Regions from separate parts of the Homo sapiens genome. Here region 1 is linked to region 2. Evidence: chromatin loops called from intact Hi-C (ENCODE). Cell type or tissue: HepG2. All regions are shown on one strand. Links, peaks and the distances in the headings refer to the core of each region. The heading gives the core; the rest is flanking DNA.

Region 1 (5,000 bases), core at 1-5,000, 53 kb before region 2:
ACGCCCAGCTAATTTTTGTATTTTTAGTAGAGACGGGTTTCACTGTGTTGGCCAGGCTGGTTTCGAACTCCTAACTTCGTGATCCACCCACCTCGGCCTCCCAAAGTGCTGGGATTACAAGCGTGAGCCACTGCACCCGGCCACAGATATTATTTAGCGTAACAATTCACTGCTAGGAATTTATCCTATAGATACTTTTCGTGCTCTCACGCAAATGTATGTACAAAAAATGTGTTCCCTGTAATATTGTTTATAGCAGCAAAAAACTGAAAACAATCTAAATTTACTCAATAAGAGACTGGCTAAAAATTGATGGTACATACATAAAATGGAATAATAACTCATCATTAAAAAGAATAAGATATCTATGTGCCACTAGAGAAAGAAATACAAAATTTTTTTAAGAGATTGGGTCTCGCTTTGTTGCCCAGGTTGGAGTGCAGTGGTGCAATCATAGCTTACTGCAGCCTCAAACTCCTGGGCTTGGTCCTCCAGCCTCGGCCTCCAGAGTACCTAGGACCATAGGCATGTATCACCACACTCAGCTATTTTTTAAGAGATCGGGTCTTGCTATACTGTCCAGGCTGTTCTTGAAGTCCTGGCCTCAAGTGATCCTCCCACCTCAATCCATGCACTAGGATTATAGGCATGAACCAATGTGTCCAGCCCAAGACTTATTCTTTAAAAAGCTGGGCTGGGAAGCTGAGGCAGGAGAATAGCTTCAACTAGTGGGGTGAAGGCTGCAGTGAGCTGAGATCGCACCACTGCACTTGTAATCCCAGCACTTTGGGAGGCTGAGGTGGGTGGATCACAAGGTCAGGGGTTCAAGACTAGCCCGACCAAAATGGTGAAACCCCATCTCTACTAAAAATACAAAAATTAGCCAGGCATGGTGGCGTGCGCCTGTAATCCCAGCTACTCAGGAGGCTGAGACAGGAGAATCGCTTGAACCTGGGAGGCGGAGGTTGCAGTGAGCAGAGATCGCGCCACTGCACTCCAGCCTGGGCGACAGAGCGAGACTCCATCTTAAAAAAAAAAAAAAAAGTGAAAACATATCAGCTTAGCAGGTTGGCTGAATTGCATGCAGTTTGCCGCTATGTTTGGGTTTTTTGTTGTTGTTGTTGCTTTTTTTTTTTTTTTTTTTTTTTTGAGATGGATTTCACCCTTGTTGCCCAGGATGCAGTACAGTGGCACAATCTCGGCTCACTGCAAAACCTCTGCCTTCTGGGTTCAAGTGATTCTCCTGCCTCAGCCTCCCGAGTAGCTAGGATTACAGGTGCCCACCATCACGCCCAACTAATTTTTTGTATTTTTAGTGAGACAGGGTTTCACCATGTTTTGGTCAGGCTGGTCTCAAACTCCTGACCTCAGGTGATCCACCCGCCTCAGCCTCCCCAAGTGCTGGGATTACAGGCGTGAGCCACCATGCCTGGCCTGTTTGGGTTTTTATCAGCTTATGAGTGGTGGCCAGTGGCCTGGCCATGTGGTCAGGCAGAAGGGTAATATAAAACTGGCCTAATAAAGGGGTGCCTGTATGGAAAAAAACAGGCATATGGAAATCACTATGGGAATTTGAAGCGTGCATAAGTAGGATATGTCAATGCACATCAGGAGAACTCCCTTCTAGAATCAGGTGACTGGCACCTATGGGCAAATATCCCTGTGTAGCCACCTGGAGTGATCACTTGGGTCCATGAAATGAGTGGACATGGTGGTACTGCAGCAATGCAGAGATGGGTTGAATTTAGACATATTTTTTGTACCCTCTGAGGCATAAAATGCCAATAAAACAGACAAAGACTGCAGATGGCTATGGGGCAGATTCCTCTGGGGGAAGGTCCTGCACATAGCTGGCAAGCCAAACAGATGCCAGCAGTCTCTGGAGGCCACAAATGGGTCCTGACAGGAACAGACACTGCATTAGGTTTTGCTTATCAGATTGTGGATCAAATGCTCAGAGTACTGTAAAAGGACCAGAAGATATTGTACCCATATGGACTGCTTAGCTACATTTTTGGAGCAAGAAACACACTTTAAAGACCAAAAGTCCAATGGCCGGGTGCAGTGGCTCACGCCTGTAATCCCTCGGCACTTTGGGAGGCCGAGGCAGGTGGATCACGAGGTCAGGAGATCGAGACCATCCTGGCTAACACAGTGAAACCCCGTCTCTACTAAAAGTACAAAAAATTAGCCAGGCATGGTGGCGGGCGCCTGTAGTCCCAGCTACTTGGGAGCCTGAGGCAGGAGAATGGTGTGAACCCAGGAGGCGGAGTTTGCACTGAGCCGAGATCGTGCCACTGCACTCCAGCCTGGGCAACAGTGCAAGACTCCATCTCAAAAAAAAAAAAAAAAAAAAGACCAAAAGTCCAACAGTGGGCAAAGAGACATCCTCAGGGTAATGGAACAAGCAATTGCGTGGAATGAAAGCAATTGAAAAATGAAAATAATTGGAACAATCAAATGAGATATTTTTGGTCTAAAAGGCTGGGGGTGAGATACAGGTATGAAGGGTTGGCTTATAGGCCTTCATGACTGTGTACTTAACCTGAGCGGGGCCAAGGGAGGGCCAATTATCACTGGAGAGATTCCTCTGTTTTTCTGGGGGGGTTTGGGATTAGGCAGTGGAGAGATGATGCTGGAATAGTCATCATTACTATTCTGTTATTCTCATAGTGACAGAAGGTGGTGGTATTACTACACTTTTTTCCCGTCTTTTCCACATCACCTCAACATTTTTTTTTCCCACCTAAGGCAGTGGTTCCAGTACCAGTGCTGCAACTGTGGGTGCAAGGAGCAGAGATGATTCCTAAGCAAAAAAACCGGAACTACACCTTCAAATCTTTATGTCAGAATTCCTAAAGGCCTGATGGGCTAGGCTATGCCTTCATTCCATCTGGCAAAATTAGGATTGACAGAGAATGTATATTTATCGCCTAGTTGTGATAGCACATTAGTTCTTTATATAAATATACCCTACATCCTTGGGAGTGAATTGATAGGGAGGCACTTGCTAGCCAGTTTTGCTGCCAGAAATAGAGACCAACACGATGGTCAAACCTAACCTCTCTCCAAGGTAGAAAAGTCGGAGTACAAATGAAGAGAGAGAGAAATAGTAGCTGAGATTTTTTATTTTTTATTTTGTTATTTTTATTTATTTATTTATTTTTTCTGAGACGGAGTTTCACTCTGTCGCCAAGGCTGGAGTGCAATGGCACGATCTTGGCTCACTGCAACCTCCGCCTCCCCGGGTTCAAGCGATTCTCCTGTCTCAGCCTCCTGAGTAGCTGGGATTACAGGCATGCGCCACCACGCCTGGCTAACTTTTGTGTTTTCAGTAGAGACAGAGTTTCACCATGTTGGCCAGGCTAGTCTCGAACTCCTGACCTTGTGATCCGCCTGCCTCAGCCTCCCAAAGTGCTGAGATTACAGGCGTGAGCTATCGCGCCTGGCTTTTTTTTTTTTTTTGAGACGGAGTCTTGCTCTGTCACCCAGGCTGGAGTGCACTGGCGTGATCTCAGCTCACTGCAACCTCTGCCTCCTTGGTTCAGGTGATTGTCCCTCCCTCAGCCTCTCAAGTAGCTGGGATTACAGGCACCCACCACCACGCCTGGTTAATTTTTTTTTTTTTTTTGTATTTTTTAGCAGAGATAGGGTTTTGCCACATTGGCCAGGCTGGTTTTGAACTCCTGACCTCAGGTGATCCACCTGCATCGGCCTCCCAAAGTGCTGGGATTACAGGCATGAGCCGCACCTGGCGAGATTTTTTTAAATGAATAAATGAGTTTTGCAATGTGGGAAATACATTAGCACCTTGGAAGACACTCAGAGCAAGAGATGATACTATTAGCTCAATTATACTAGATGCCTGAAAGAGTAAAAGTCAAGTGTTTGTGAGGCCACTCCTGCTTTTAGAACTTAATAAGGCTAAACAGAAGTCTGTAAACTTGAGTGACTTCTCTCTGGGAGATATTTTGGTCATATATGATGATGAACTGGGATAATTGTTAATGACTGACTGGCACTCTATGAATGTGCCAGTATCTTTGGCTCTTATTTTTCAGGTTTCATTTACTGCCATCCTGTGACATGGTATAATATTGGCATTGTTGGTAAGGTTATAATATTGGTCATATGTATTGGAAATTGAATTGAAGCCTCCTTAGAATGAATACTAATGGAACATGACTTGCCTGAGGAGGAACTAAATTTAGCTAATCATTAACTAATTTCTATGACAAATAGTGCTGCACAAGTTTACCACAAGGTAGATAAAGAAGAGGGGTGAGGTAATCAAATTTGTGCAAAAATATGAAAATATATGCAAACATTAAAGGATGAATTAGTTATTTCTTTAAATCTATCTGTAACCTACACTGGCTCCTCCAAATGTTAGGCATATTCATAATGATAGTATCTGTCATATAAATGCTATACTAAATGTAGATGCCCAGATAAACATGATCATTTTTGAGCCTTGGCCAAAGACCAGGGGACAGCCTGTATAATAAATACAGGTGTTTCTCGACCTATGATGGAATTGCATACCAATAAACCCATTGTAAATCGAAAATATCATAAGTCAAAAAAGCATTTAATACATCTACCCTACTGAACATCATAGCATAGTCCAGCCTACCTTAAATGTGCTCAGAACACTTACATTAGCCCTACAGCTGGGCAAAAATCATCTAACACAAAGCCTATTTTATATTTATCATAAAATTGAGTATCTCATGTAATTTACTGAATACTGTACTGAAAGTAAAAATGAGAAGGTTTACATAGGTACTTGAAGTACAGTTTTTATTGAATGCATATTGCTTTGATACCATTGTAAAGTTGAAAAACCTTAAGTTGAACCATAATAATTCATGGGCCATCTATAAACTGGCCTTGCCCAAAGAGACATCTGGCCTTTGCTCCTAGGAAGTTAATCTGATAAAGAGTCTTTGTTTAGGGCCGAGACTGGTAACACCAGAACTTCAGGCCGGACTGACCAC
Region 2 (12,088 bases), core at 3,456-8,455:
AGACAAGAGTGAGACTCTGTCTCAAAAGAAAAAGAAAAAAGAAAGAAAGAAAGTACATGAAACACAGTTTTCATTACACTGGGCACAGACAGTAAAGAACAATGAAGTTGCCTCAACTTCCTTCCTCAAGACTTTCCAGGCTGCAGGGTAAGGAAGAGAAAGGCAAGTGAAACCTGGTAGACTCTCTGAGTTAAGGAGGCAGAGCTAAGAGTACAGGTAGACCAAAGTGTTAGAGGACAGCGTAATGTGGAGAGCTGTACTGAAAACGAACTCTGAAGATCTGCAAAGGATCCCTCTCTAGTAGTCAAACGAAAACTGATCAGCACACTGTGTGTGTGAGGAAACTACCAGAAGCCAGGAAAAGAAGCACCAGAAAGATTAGAGGTAGCAGTGTCCAGAACTTACACAGGGCCAGAAATAGTGCCGCTTCTCACCAATTCCATTGAGGATGGGGTCAAGTACACATAAGAGTTCTTCCTAAGTAATGGGGACTTACTACCCCTACAGTGAACACAGATCCAGTACTATCTATTAAATCTTAAAATTTTTTTTTTTTTGAGACGGAATTTCGCTCTTGTCAACCAGGCTGGAGCACAATGGCGCAATCTCCAGTCACTGCAACCTCCGCCTCCTGGGTTCAAGTGATTCTCCAGCCTCGGCCTCTCAAGTAGCTGGGATTATAGGTGCCCACCACCACGCCCAGCTAATTTTTGTATTTTTAGTAGAAGCGGGGTTTCACCATATTGGCCAGGCTGGTCTCGAACTCCTGAACTCAGGTGATCTGTAAAATCAAAATCTGGAACTATTTTCAAATAAATGTAACTGCATCCCAGAGCAGAGCTCAAAAACATTTATAGGAATGCGAAACTATCCCACGTAATGCAAAGGTTTGAAAAGTGCTTGCATACTGGAGCTTGCCCTTCTTTCTACTTTTAAAATCTAGCAGCCATGTGAAGAAGCCAAAGCTAGCCTAATGAATAGACATAGGCCAGCCAACAGCCAGCACTACCCAACAAATGTGTGAGTGAAGCCATCTTAAATAACAGTCCCAATCAAATGACATGAGTAATCTCAGGGAAGATCAGAAAAAGAACTGCCCAAGCCGGGCGTGGTGGCTCACACCTGTAATCCCAGCACTTTGGGAGGCTGAGGCGGGTGGATCACGAGGTCAGGAGATCAAGACCATCCTGGCTAACATGGTGAAACCCTGTCTCTACTAAAAATACAAAAAATTCGCCGGGCATGGTGGCGAGCACCTGTAATCCCAGCTACTTGGGAGGCTGAAGTAGGAGAATCGTTTGAACCCAGGAGGCAGAGGTTGCAGTGAGCTGAGATTGCACCACTGTACTTGATCCTGGATGACAGAGCGAGACTCCATCTCAAAAACAAACAAACAAACCTTACCTCAAAAACAAACAAACAAAAAACCCAGAAAAGAAAAGCTGGGGAATGAGATGTCCATAAAAGACTCTGAAAAGCTCCAACAACTTCCTGGGAATCCAGAAGGTCATATTTATGCAAAGGGATGTGTACCCAGTGCTATACGCATGCTCAGGAATAATCGGAGAAGCCCTTAAAATCTCATTAGGGGCTAATCTGAGGCTGTGCACACAACTCATTACTGGAGAATTAATGGCATCTTTTCCAATTCTACTGGGAGAGGATTCTTGCAAGCTTGAGCTTGGTTTCTTCCAGACTTCATTCCATATGCCTTTCGCTTTGCTGATTTTGCCTTGTATCATCTCATTGCAATAAACTATAACTGTGAATAAAATGACTTGAGTCCTGAGAGTCAATCTTGGAAATCATGAAATGTGGGAATGGTCTTGAGGGACCCTCTACAAAGCTCCTAAGCCCTTTTGACATAAACCTAGTAAATGAAGATAACCTCCTAGCTTCCTGCTAGGACAAGAAGTTCCAGACTTACCTTCTACAAATCCTGCCTTAGGCCTAGAACCAGACATTTCTCCAAGGAACCCCTTTTAGTAGGAAATAATATTTTAAAGACTACATTCTGGGTGCTAAAGCTTGGGCATATCTTAAGTACAATTTACTCCCATTTAGTGACATAGGGGTGGAGGGAGGAAAGGATCCATTCCTTGTATTTCAAGTAAAAAAAAAATTTTCCCCCATAAAAAGTAGTATCCAACACCAAAGAACCTAAAAACATATTGGATATATAACCTATTTAGGTATGTAGGCACAAAATTAAAGTCAAAAATAAATTCCAAGAAAACATGTCGAATTTTTTTAATTTTAATTTTCAGAGATGAGTTCTTGCTGTGTTGCCCAGGCTGGTCTTAAACTCTGGGCATCAAGCAATCCTCCTGACTTGGCCTCCCAAAGTGCTGGGATTACAGGCATGAGCCACTGTACCTAGCCTATGTTGAATTTTAGAATAAACCTTTCAAATACTGAATAAATAAATGTTTAAAGCGGTTGGTATTCAAAGAGTTGAGTCAAGAAATGCAGTGTCTGGATTTCGTGGCATTTTTAACCTCTAAAAGTATTCCTTACTTAGTTAACTGACACAGTTCATAATAAGTTCTTCCTAAAGGCAAAAATATTTGAAATATTGGCATCTTTTTTTCTTTTGTGTTTTTTCCTCAATTTTTTTTATTGTGGTAAAAAAATTTACCATCTTAACCATTTTTAATGTACATTTCAGTAGTATTAAATACATTCATAATGTTGTCCAACCATCACCATACTCTTTTCATCTTGTAAAACTAAAACTCACGGTGAGCCGAGATCGCACCATTGCACTACAGCCTGGGCAACAAGAGCGAAATTCCATCTCGAAAAAAAAAAAAAAAACAAACACTAAAATTCTAGGCTAGGCGTAGGGGCTCACACCTGTAATCCCAGCACTTTGGGAGGCCGAGGAAGCCAAATCATTTGAGCCCAGGAGTTTGAGACCAGCCTGGGCAACATGGCAAAACCCTGTCTCAATAAAAAATACAAAAATTAACAGGCCATGGTAGTGAGCACCTATAGTTCCAGCTACTCCAGGGACTGAGGTGAGAGGATCACTTAAGCCCAGAGTTTGAGGTTACATTGAGCTACAATCATGCCACTGCACCCCAGCATGGGTGACAGAGTGAAACCCTGTCTCTAAAAATAAAAACATAAAAATAAAAATGAAGGACAAGTTATCATAGCTCAGCCTGCCACCACCACTTAGAAAGAAGCACAATGCTGGGAGCAGTGGCTTATGCCTGTAATCCTAGCTACTCGGGTGGCTGATGTGGGAGGATCATTTGAGGCCAGTAGTTCAAGACCAGCTTGGGCAACATAGAAAGACCCTATCTCTAAAATAAAAATAGCTGGGCACGGTGGCTCACACCTGTAATCCCAGCACTTTGGGAGGCCGAGGCGGGTGGATCACAAGGTCAGGAGATCGAGACCATCCTGGCTAACACGGTGAAACCCCGTCTCTACTAAAAATACAAAAAATTAGCCGGGGTGGTGGCAGGCGCCTGTAGCCTGTAGTCCCAGCTACTCAGGAGGCTGAGGCAGGAGAATGGCATGAACCTGGGAGGTGGAGCTTGCAGTGAGCCGAGATGGCGCCACTGCACTCCAACCTGGGCAAGAGTGCGAGACTCCGTCTCAAAAAAAAAAATAAATAAAATAAAATAAAATGAAGCACTGTGCACAGTGGAACTCTTTAAATTCTAGAAATAACATAAACCATATTTAGTGTGATGCTCTGCCCATTTCCTGAATAATTCATTAATAGCTGCCAGTTTTAAATGGGGCCTAGGACATGAGAAGGCAAGAGGTCAAGGTAGCAGTATAAGATGCTCTGCCAGCCGGGCGCAGTGGCTTACGCCTGTAATCCTAGCACTTTGCGAGGCTGAGGCAGACGGATCACCTGAGGTTGGGAGTTCGAGACCAGCCTGACCAACATGAAGAAACCCCATCTCTACTAAAAATACAAAATTAGCCAGGCGTGGTGGTGCATGCCTATAATCCCAGCTACTCCGGAGGCTGAGGCAGGAGAATTGCTTGAACCCGGGAGGCGGAGGTTGCGGTGAGCAAAGATCATGCCATTGCACTCCAGCCTGGGTAACAAGAGTGAAACTCCATCTCAAAAAAAAAAAAAAAAAAAGATGCTCTGCCATTTGGGCCTTAATATCCAGCAAATTCGGTGGTATTCAAAGCGTCTGTGGTAGATGATAAAGTAGCTGTATAAAGCTACCAGTAGGCCCTGCTAGAAGAATCACAACACAGACCACCAGGCACTTAAGTCCATCTAAAGCAGGATTTCTTAACCTTGGCACTATTGGCATTTTGGTCACCCTTGACATTGTGAAAGGCTGTCTTTTACATGGTAGGATGTTTAGCAGCATCCCTGCCCTCTTCCTATTACATGCCAATAGCAATGCCCTGAATTGGACCAACAAAATGTCTCTAAACATTGTCAAGTGTGCCCCTGCATGAGAACTACTGCTTCTGAAGAGAGCTATGCCCTCTCTGCAGATGATTGCTCTTCTTTTGAGAAATAGCTCCTTGCTTGGCTTTTGAGCACCAGCAGAGACTGACCATGTGACCTGACATACTTTCAAGAAGTGAGTGTTCCGATCCTCCAAGCCATAAAGCTATATGTGCTGGCAGCATTCCATGATGAAATGGAAGTGATAGTGTGTCAGATATGAACTTTCAAGGGAACAAGGGAGGACTATATTTGTCTATCCTCTTTAAGTCAAATGTGACCTTATGACTTTCTTTGACCAAAGAGCAGAAATCATTTCTGTAGAAACATTTATGTGCCAGTATGCAATTCTCCAGCCTGTTCTTCTCGTCACTATGATAATAGAAGCAGAGATAAATATAGATATGCAATGCTGACCCATCAAATGAAGAACAGCTGCCTGGAATCACCCAGCTTGCACCAGATTTTACATGAGAGGAAACAAATCTCTCTTTTTCAAATTTTAAGCCTTTATTTGAAGGTTGGTTGTTACCACTACATAACCAAGTAATCCTGACTACAATGGTTGTAATGAGGTTAGAGCAGGCTCCAAAAGCACAAATAAGCTAGAAGAACAAATGGCTGAGACACCCATGGCACTTACTTCTACTAATCAACTCTTCCTTAATCTATGGCCTTGTAGAGTTCCCTAAGATCAAAGGAAAGAAGGAAAAAAAAAAACTTAGGCCTGGTTTATACATGGTTGCATACAGTCTGCTGGCATTGACCTTACAGAGAAGTAGCCCTACAGGACAGGAGAAAGGGAACTCCCAGTAGGCAAAACTTCAAACAGTATCTCGTTGTTCACTATACCTGAAGAGACCAAAGATATGGATCTATCGGTTTGGCTAAATGGCCTTTGTAACCAGTATTTGCTCAACAGGCACGTGAACAAAATGGTCTTGTCAGCAAGAATAGAAATTATACCCTGGCTCAACACAGACTTCCCCTCACCAATGCTGATCTACAATTTCACAATATGCCAGGCTGTCTCACACCTCACACATTTTCTTATGCTACATTCCTCTCTGGAATGCCTTTCAACTACCCTCTATCCTAACTACCCTCCCCTTCTTCCAACACTCAGACCAACAGTTGCCTCCTCTATGAATCTTTTCCATAGCATACAACCCTGCATCAATTCAAAGCCCTCTCCTTCCTCTTCACACAGAAGTTCTCAACATAGCGTCCACAGACCCCCAGGGATCTATAATAAAACTCATAAACTTTGATAAGAAGAAAATTGTATCACTTTTTACCAATCTCTAACTAACATTTATAATGTCATTAGATTGTGAGTATAGGCAAAACAATAAAACAACCAGCCATAATATTTTTGTGATTTGGTCACCAATAGAAATCACAGGTATTAGGCCCAGCACAGCGGCTCACGCCTGTAATCCCAGCACTTTGGGAAGCCAAGGCGGGTGGATCGCTTGAGGTCAGGAGACCAGCCTGGCCAACATGGTGAAACCCCGTCTCTACTAAAAATACAAAATTAGCCAGGCATCGTGGCGCATGCCTGTAGTCCCAGCTACCCAGGAAGGTGAAGCATGAGAATCACCTGAACCTGGGAGGTGGAGGTTGCAGTAATCCAAGATTGCACCATTGGCCTCCAGCCTGGGAAACAGGGCCAGACCCCATCTCAAGAAAAAAAAAGAAATCACAGAAATTTTCATATCGAATTACATTTGTTTCTTATCACTATGTCATGACACTTTTCTCTGGTCAGAGAGCTTCCATTCTACCCTGGATAAAAATGTTTCCAATCTCATCTCCATATATTTAGCTAAACATTTTTCTGGGTGTTTCCATATGAGATTAACATTTAAATCTATAGACTGAGTAAAGCAGACTGCCTTTCCTAATGTGGTGGATGTCATTTAATCAGTGGAAAGCCTGAACAGACAAAAAGGCTAAGCCTCCCCCAAGTAGAGAGTCAGTTCCTCCTGCCTAAGGACATTGGCTTTCTCCAGCCTTCAAACTCAAACTGAAACATTAGCTCTTCAGAGTCTCAAGCCTGAGTGACTGCTACTATGTTATCTCTGGTTCTCAGGACTTTGGACTGTGTCTGACTGGAACTATACAGTCAGGTCTCCTGAGTCTCCAGCTTGCCAACTACCCTGCAGATCTCGGGACTTGTCAGCCTCCTAAATTGTGTAAGCCAATTCCTATAATAAACCTTATAATAAATCACACACAACCTTATTGGTTCTGTTTCTCTGGAAAACCCTGATGAATATAGTTCCTGACTTGTTCAGAATGACCTAAGGATATATGCAGAATCCATCTCTTATACCTCTCAGAACAGGAATCCAAGTTATAGATGGGAATGCCTGGCCCTGGTATCAGGCATTCCATTACCATGTCTTCTTCAGTAGAACAGGGGCATATAAGTGAGATTGGTGGCTAGGCAGATACCCAACCAAAGAGCAAATGTAAATCTCTCTTCTTAATGACAGAGAGTGACTCTTTCAGGACCTCCTTATCTTGACTTTTGGGAAGGAAAAAACCCTTTCCTTTCCCCTCACAGAGCAGGGAATAGTTTCTTTCCATTAATACTCCCCTTCCAAAGAAGGCCTCTCCCCTTCTCCCTCTTAAGCCTCATAAATTGATGGGGTGGGCAGAATCATAGTCACAACAGCCCATAGTACTCAACATCTTATGTTGTCAAAGACCTGTGTGCAGGTTGAAGAGCCCTCTTATTGACTGGGTGCAGTGGCTCATGCCTGTAATCCTCGCACTTTGGGAGGCCGAGGCGGGTGGATCACCTGAGGTCAAAAGTTGAAGACCAGCCTGGCCAACATGGTGAAACCCCGTCTCTACTAAAAATACAAAAATTAGCCAGCGTAGTGGCACATGCCTGTAATCCCAGCTACTTGGGAGGCTGAGGTGGAGAATCACTTGAACCCGGGAGGCGGAGGTTGCAGTGAGCCGAGATTGCGCCACTGCTCTCCAGCCTAGGCAACAACAGCAAAACTCTGTCTAAAAAAAAAGCGGGGGGGGGGGGGTTCTTCTTACTAAACCACAACTTTTCTGGGGCAGGGAGTATGCCTCACTTGCATTTGCATTTCCGGTTCTTAACAGGACCTAGTACATAGTTAGCACTTAATTCATGTCTATTGAATGAAGAGCTTAACAGCACTACTAGGCGGTCAGCAGCAGATACAGTATAGAAGATAAGGAGCAAGTATGTCAAAGATTACTAGTTTCCATCCAATATAGATCCTTACTCCACTCTCACTAATCTAGTTTGTATGACCAGCTAAAAGCCATTTCTGAACCTTACCTGTAGCTAAGTATAGCCAAATGACTATGTTTCAGTCAATGAGATCAGAAGAAGTGTTGTGTAGGAAATTCTAGAGAGGTTTTTTTAAAAGATGAGAGATATAGCCCTTTTGTCTATGCCTTTCTTCCTCCTTTCTTCTGCCTAGAACATAAATGTGATGGCTGGAGGTCCAGCAACCATTAGGTAATCTTGAAAGTAGAAGACACATGCTAAAGATGGCGAAAGAAGAAGACAGAAGCAGCCTGTGCCCTTGACAACTCCACAGAGTTGCCATATAGGCCCTAGATCTCCTACGTCTGAATTTTTTTTACCAAATTAACTACTTTAAGCAATGGTTATTTCTTATCTCTGTTTCCGGCAGCCAAACACAATTCCTAACTGATAAAGCAAAAAAGAGACTCCAGCAACAAATTTGTATTCTAAAACACCAACAGCCATCTCAGCTATGCCTCAACTTAATGTTCATAAAGTATAAGATATTTCTACTGAAATGGGAGGGGTAGAGTAGGAAGCAAGACTGAAAAAAGAGATTCTACTCTTGGAGAGTACAACATATGGATGGATGTTTAGAGTACTTTAGTACACTAACAAATTTCATACTACAGTACTGTAATTTTTTGCCAACAGTTGGTAGTTATGTTCTAAAAAGGCAATGTGGCTTACAAAACTGTAACTGGAAAAGCCAAATTACATGAAAATAATGGGTTAAGAAAATAAATAGTTTATCAAAAAAAAAAAGGAACATTTTAATGGAAGATGTTCAACTAGCTGTTTAAAACTTGTTCAAATTAAAAAAAAAAAAAGTTGGCTGGGTGTGGTGGTGGCTCATGCCCGTAATCCCAGCACTTTGGGAGGCCAAGGTGGGTGGATCACCTGAGGTCAGGAGTTCGAAACCAGCCTAACATAGTGAAACCCTGTCTCTACTAAATACTAATAATTAGCCAAGCATGGTGGCACATGCCTTTAACCCCAGCTACTTGGGAGGCTGAGGCAGAAGAATCGCTTGAACCCGGGAGGTGGAGGTTGCAGTAAGCAGAGACTGCAGCATTGCACTCCAGCCTGGGAGAGCGAAACTCCATCTGAAAAAAAAAATAAAATAAAATAGTTGACTCTTCTACAGATTAACCTCCTTCAAGTTTTAAAAAAACACTGCTGTAGCACAACAATCATAATCAATTAAGGCTGATTTTCCTGCATATTATACAGACTTTTCTATTTATACTTCATAAATACTTTGAACCAGTTCTTCCTGGCTGCCACTTGAAGTCTTTCATACTTATAGTTTTTTTTTTTTTATTTTTATTGAATAAGAAAATTTTTAAATTTTTAAATTTAAAATTTAATTCAGAAAAATCTTTTCACAAATTATTTTACTGACTGTCATTTTTTAGACTGTTTTTCATTCTTAAAGAAAACGGAAAATAAACTGATCTCTCTGTGGCCTACCCAACAGACTTGCATAAAACAGTACACATTCTGGCCAGGTGCAGTGGCTTACACCTGTAATCACAGCACTTTGGGAGGCCAAGGCAGGCAGATCACTTGAGCCCAGAAGTTTGAGACCAGCCTGAGCAACAAAGCAAGACTTCGTCTCTATAAAAAGGACAAAATCAACTGGGCATGGTGGTGCATGCCTGTGGTCCCAAATACTTGGGAGGCTGAGGAGGGAGGACTGCTTGAGCCTGGGAGGTCGAGGCTGCAGTGAACCACGATCACACAACTGCACTCCAGTCTGAGCAACAAAGCAAGACCCTGTCTCAAAAAATTATAAAATAAAGTAAAAGCACATATTGTAATATTATGGAATACAAATACAAAGGTATACTATCTTTAATAAAAGATCAACTGGCAAAACTGGTGGGAGGAAATTACTATATTATAATAGAAATCTGGCCAGACATGGTGGCTCCAGCCTGTAATCCTGGCACTTTGGGAGGCTGAAAAGGGTGGATCACTTGAGGTCAGGAATTCAAGACCAGCCTGGCCAACATATCCTGTCTCTATTAAAAATACAAAAATGAGGCCGGGCGCGGTGGCTCACACCTGTAATCCCAGCACTTTGGGAGGCCGAGGCAGGCAGATCACAAGGTCAGGAGATCGAGAGCATCCTGGCTAACATGGTGAAACCCCGTCTTTAATAAAAATACAAAAAATTAGCCAGGCGTGGTGGTGGCGGGCACCTGTAGTCCCAGCTACTTGGGAGGCTGAGGCAGGAGTATGGCATGAACCTGGGAGGCAGAGCTTGCAGTGAGCTGAGATCGCGCCACTGCACTCCAGCCTGGGCAACAGAGCGAGACTCTGTCTCACAAAAAAAAAAAAAACATTAGCCAGGAGTGGTAGCAAGCGCCTGTAATCCCAGCTACTCAAGAGGCAGAGATGGGAGGATCATTTGAGTTCAGGAGGTTGAGGCTGCAGTGAGCTATAATCGCACCACTGCACTCCAGCCTGGGCAACAGAGTGAGACCCTGTCTCCAAAAATAATAATAATTATTAAATATATTAATTAGATTTATATATATAATATATATAAACATATATATACGGCAACTGTTGAAATGGTCCTAGTGAGAGGCCTACTGAGAGGTTAGAGGCCTGAACAACTACTACTGCTGCTGCTGCTGCTATTACTATTAATAGCAGCTAACATTTATTATGCATCAAGTACTATAATAAAAATCTTCTCCTTTCTGCCCGTGGACGCCGCCGAAGAAGCATCGTTAAAGTCTCTCTTCACCCTGCCGTCATGTCTAAGTCAGAGTCTCCTAAAGAGCCCGAACAGCTGAGGAAGCTCTTCATTGGAGGGTTGAGCTTTGAAACAACCGATGAGAGCCTGAGGAGCCATTTTGAGCAACGGGGAACGCTCACAGACTGTGTGGTAATGAGAGATCCAAACACCAAGTGCTCCACGGGCTTTGGGTTTGTCACATATGCCACTGTGAAGGAGGTGGAGGCAGCTATGAATGCAAGGCCACAGAAGGTGGATGGAAGAGTCGTGGAACCAAAGAGAGCTGTCTCGAGAGAAGATTCTCAAAGACCAGGTGCCCACTTAACTGTGAAAAAGATATTTGTTGGTGGCATTAAAGAAGACACTGAAGAACATCACCTAAGAGATTATTTTGAACAGTATGGAAAAATTGAAGTGATTGAAATCATGACTGACCGAGGCAGTGGGAAGAAAAGGGGCTTTGCCTTTGTAACCTTTGATGACCATGACTCCGTGGATAAGATTGTCATTCAGAAATACCACACTGTGAATGGCCACAACTGTGAAGTTAGAAAAGCCCTGTCAAAGCAAGAGATGACTAGTGCTTCATCTAGCCAAAGAGGTCGAAGTGGTTCTGGAAACTTTGGTGGTGGTCGTGGAGGTGGTTTCAGTGGGAATGACAACTTTGGTCATGGAAGAAACTTCAGTGGTCATGGTGGCTTTGGTGGCAGCCGTGGTGGTGGTGGATATGATGGCAGTGGGGATGGCTATAATGGATTTGGTAATGATGGAAGCCATTTTGGAGGTGGTGGAAGCTACAATGATTTTGGCAATTACAAAAATCAGTCTTCAAATTTTGGACCCGTGAAGGGAGGAAATTTTGGAGGCAGAAGCTCTGGCCCCTATGGCGGTGGAGGCCAATACTTTGCAAAACCACGAAACTAAGGTGGCTATGGCGGTTCCAGCAGTAGCAGTAGCTATGGCAGTGGCAGAAGATTTTAATTAGGAAACAAAGCTTAGCAGGAGAGGAGAGCCAGAGAAGTGACAGGGAAGCTACAGGTTACAACAGATTTGTGAACTCAGCCAAGCACAGTGGTGGCAGGGCCTAGCTGCTACAAAGAAGACATGTTTTAGACAAATACTCATGTGTATGGGCAAAAAACTCGAGGACTGTATTTGTGACTAATTGTATAACAGGTTATTTTAGTTTCTGTTCTGTGGAAAGTGTAAAGCATTCCAACAAAGGGTTTTAATGTAGATTTTTTTTTTTGCACCCATGCTGTTGATTGCTAAATGTAATAGTCTGATCGTGACGCTGAATAAATGTCTTTTTTTTTAATGTGCTGTGTAAAGTTAGTCTACTCTGAAGCCATCTTGGTAAATTTCCCCAACAGTGTGAAGTTAGAATTCCTTCAGGGTGATGCCAGGTTCTATTTGGAATTTATATACAACCTGCTTGGGTGGAGAAGCTATTGTCTTCGGAAACCTTGGTGTAGTTGAACTGATAGTTACTGTTGTGACCTGAAGTTCACCATTAAAAGGGATTACCCAAGCAAAATCATGGAATTATTGGTTATAAAAGTGATTGTTGGCACATCCTATGCAATATATCTAAATTGAA

What was found. A loop is a pair of places that touch in the nucleus more often than their neighbours do. Peaks named below come from ENCODE experiments on the same cell type or tissue, not always from the same donor. Only the 100,000 strongest peaks of a DNase experiment are listed, where the experiment ranks them.
Region 1: a loop joins it to region 2, with 4 times the contacts of the local background. A loop is called at or near these places in 7 of 110 quality-filtered maps.

Annotation. Positions count from the first base shown.
Region 1 is chr2:201,002,681-201,007,680 of GRCh38, forward strand. All of the region lies in intron 7 of HYCC2 (hyccin PI4KA lipid kinase complex subunit 2), which reads right to left. All of the region lies in intron 1 of LOC105373835 (a long non-coding RNA gene), which reads left to right. Among named protein-coding and RNA genes, the nearest start is that of ORC2, 42 kb to the left of the region's middle. In HepG2, for the core only: a CTCF peak has its summit at 2,707 (motif pointing right); a DNase peak (open chromatin) is centred at 4,971.
Region 2 is chr2:201,052,583-201,064,670 of GRCh38, forward strand. The region is part of intron 1 of HYCC2 (hyccin PI4KA lipid kinase complex subunit 2); the gene reads right to left. It also overlaps the pseudogene HNRNPA1P35. Among named protein-coding and RNA genes, the nearest start is that of HYCC2, 13 kb to the right of the region's middle. In HepG2, for the core only: no CTCF peak of the experiment used is centred there; DNase peaks (open chromatin) are centred at 4,669, 5,359 and 6,539; H3K4me3 peaks cover 672 bases.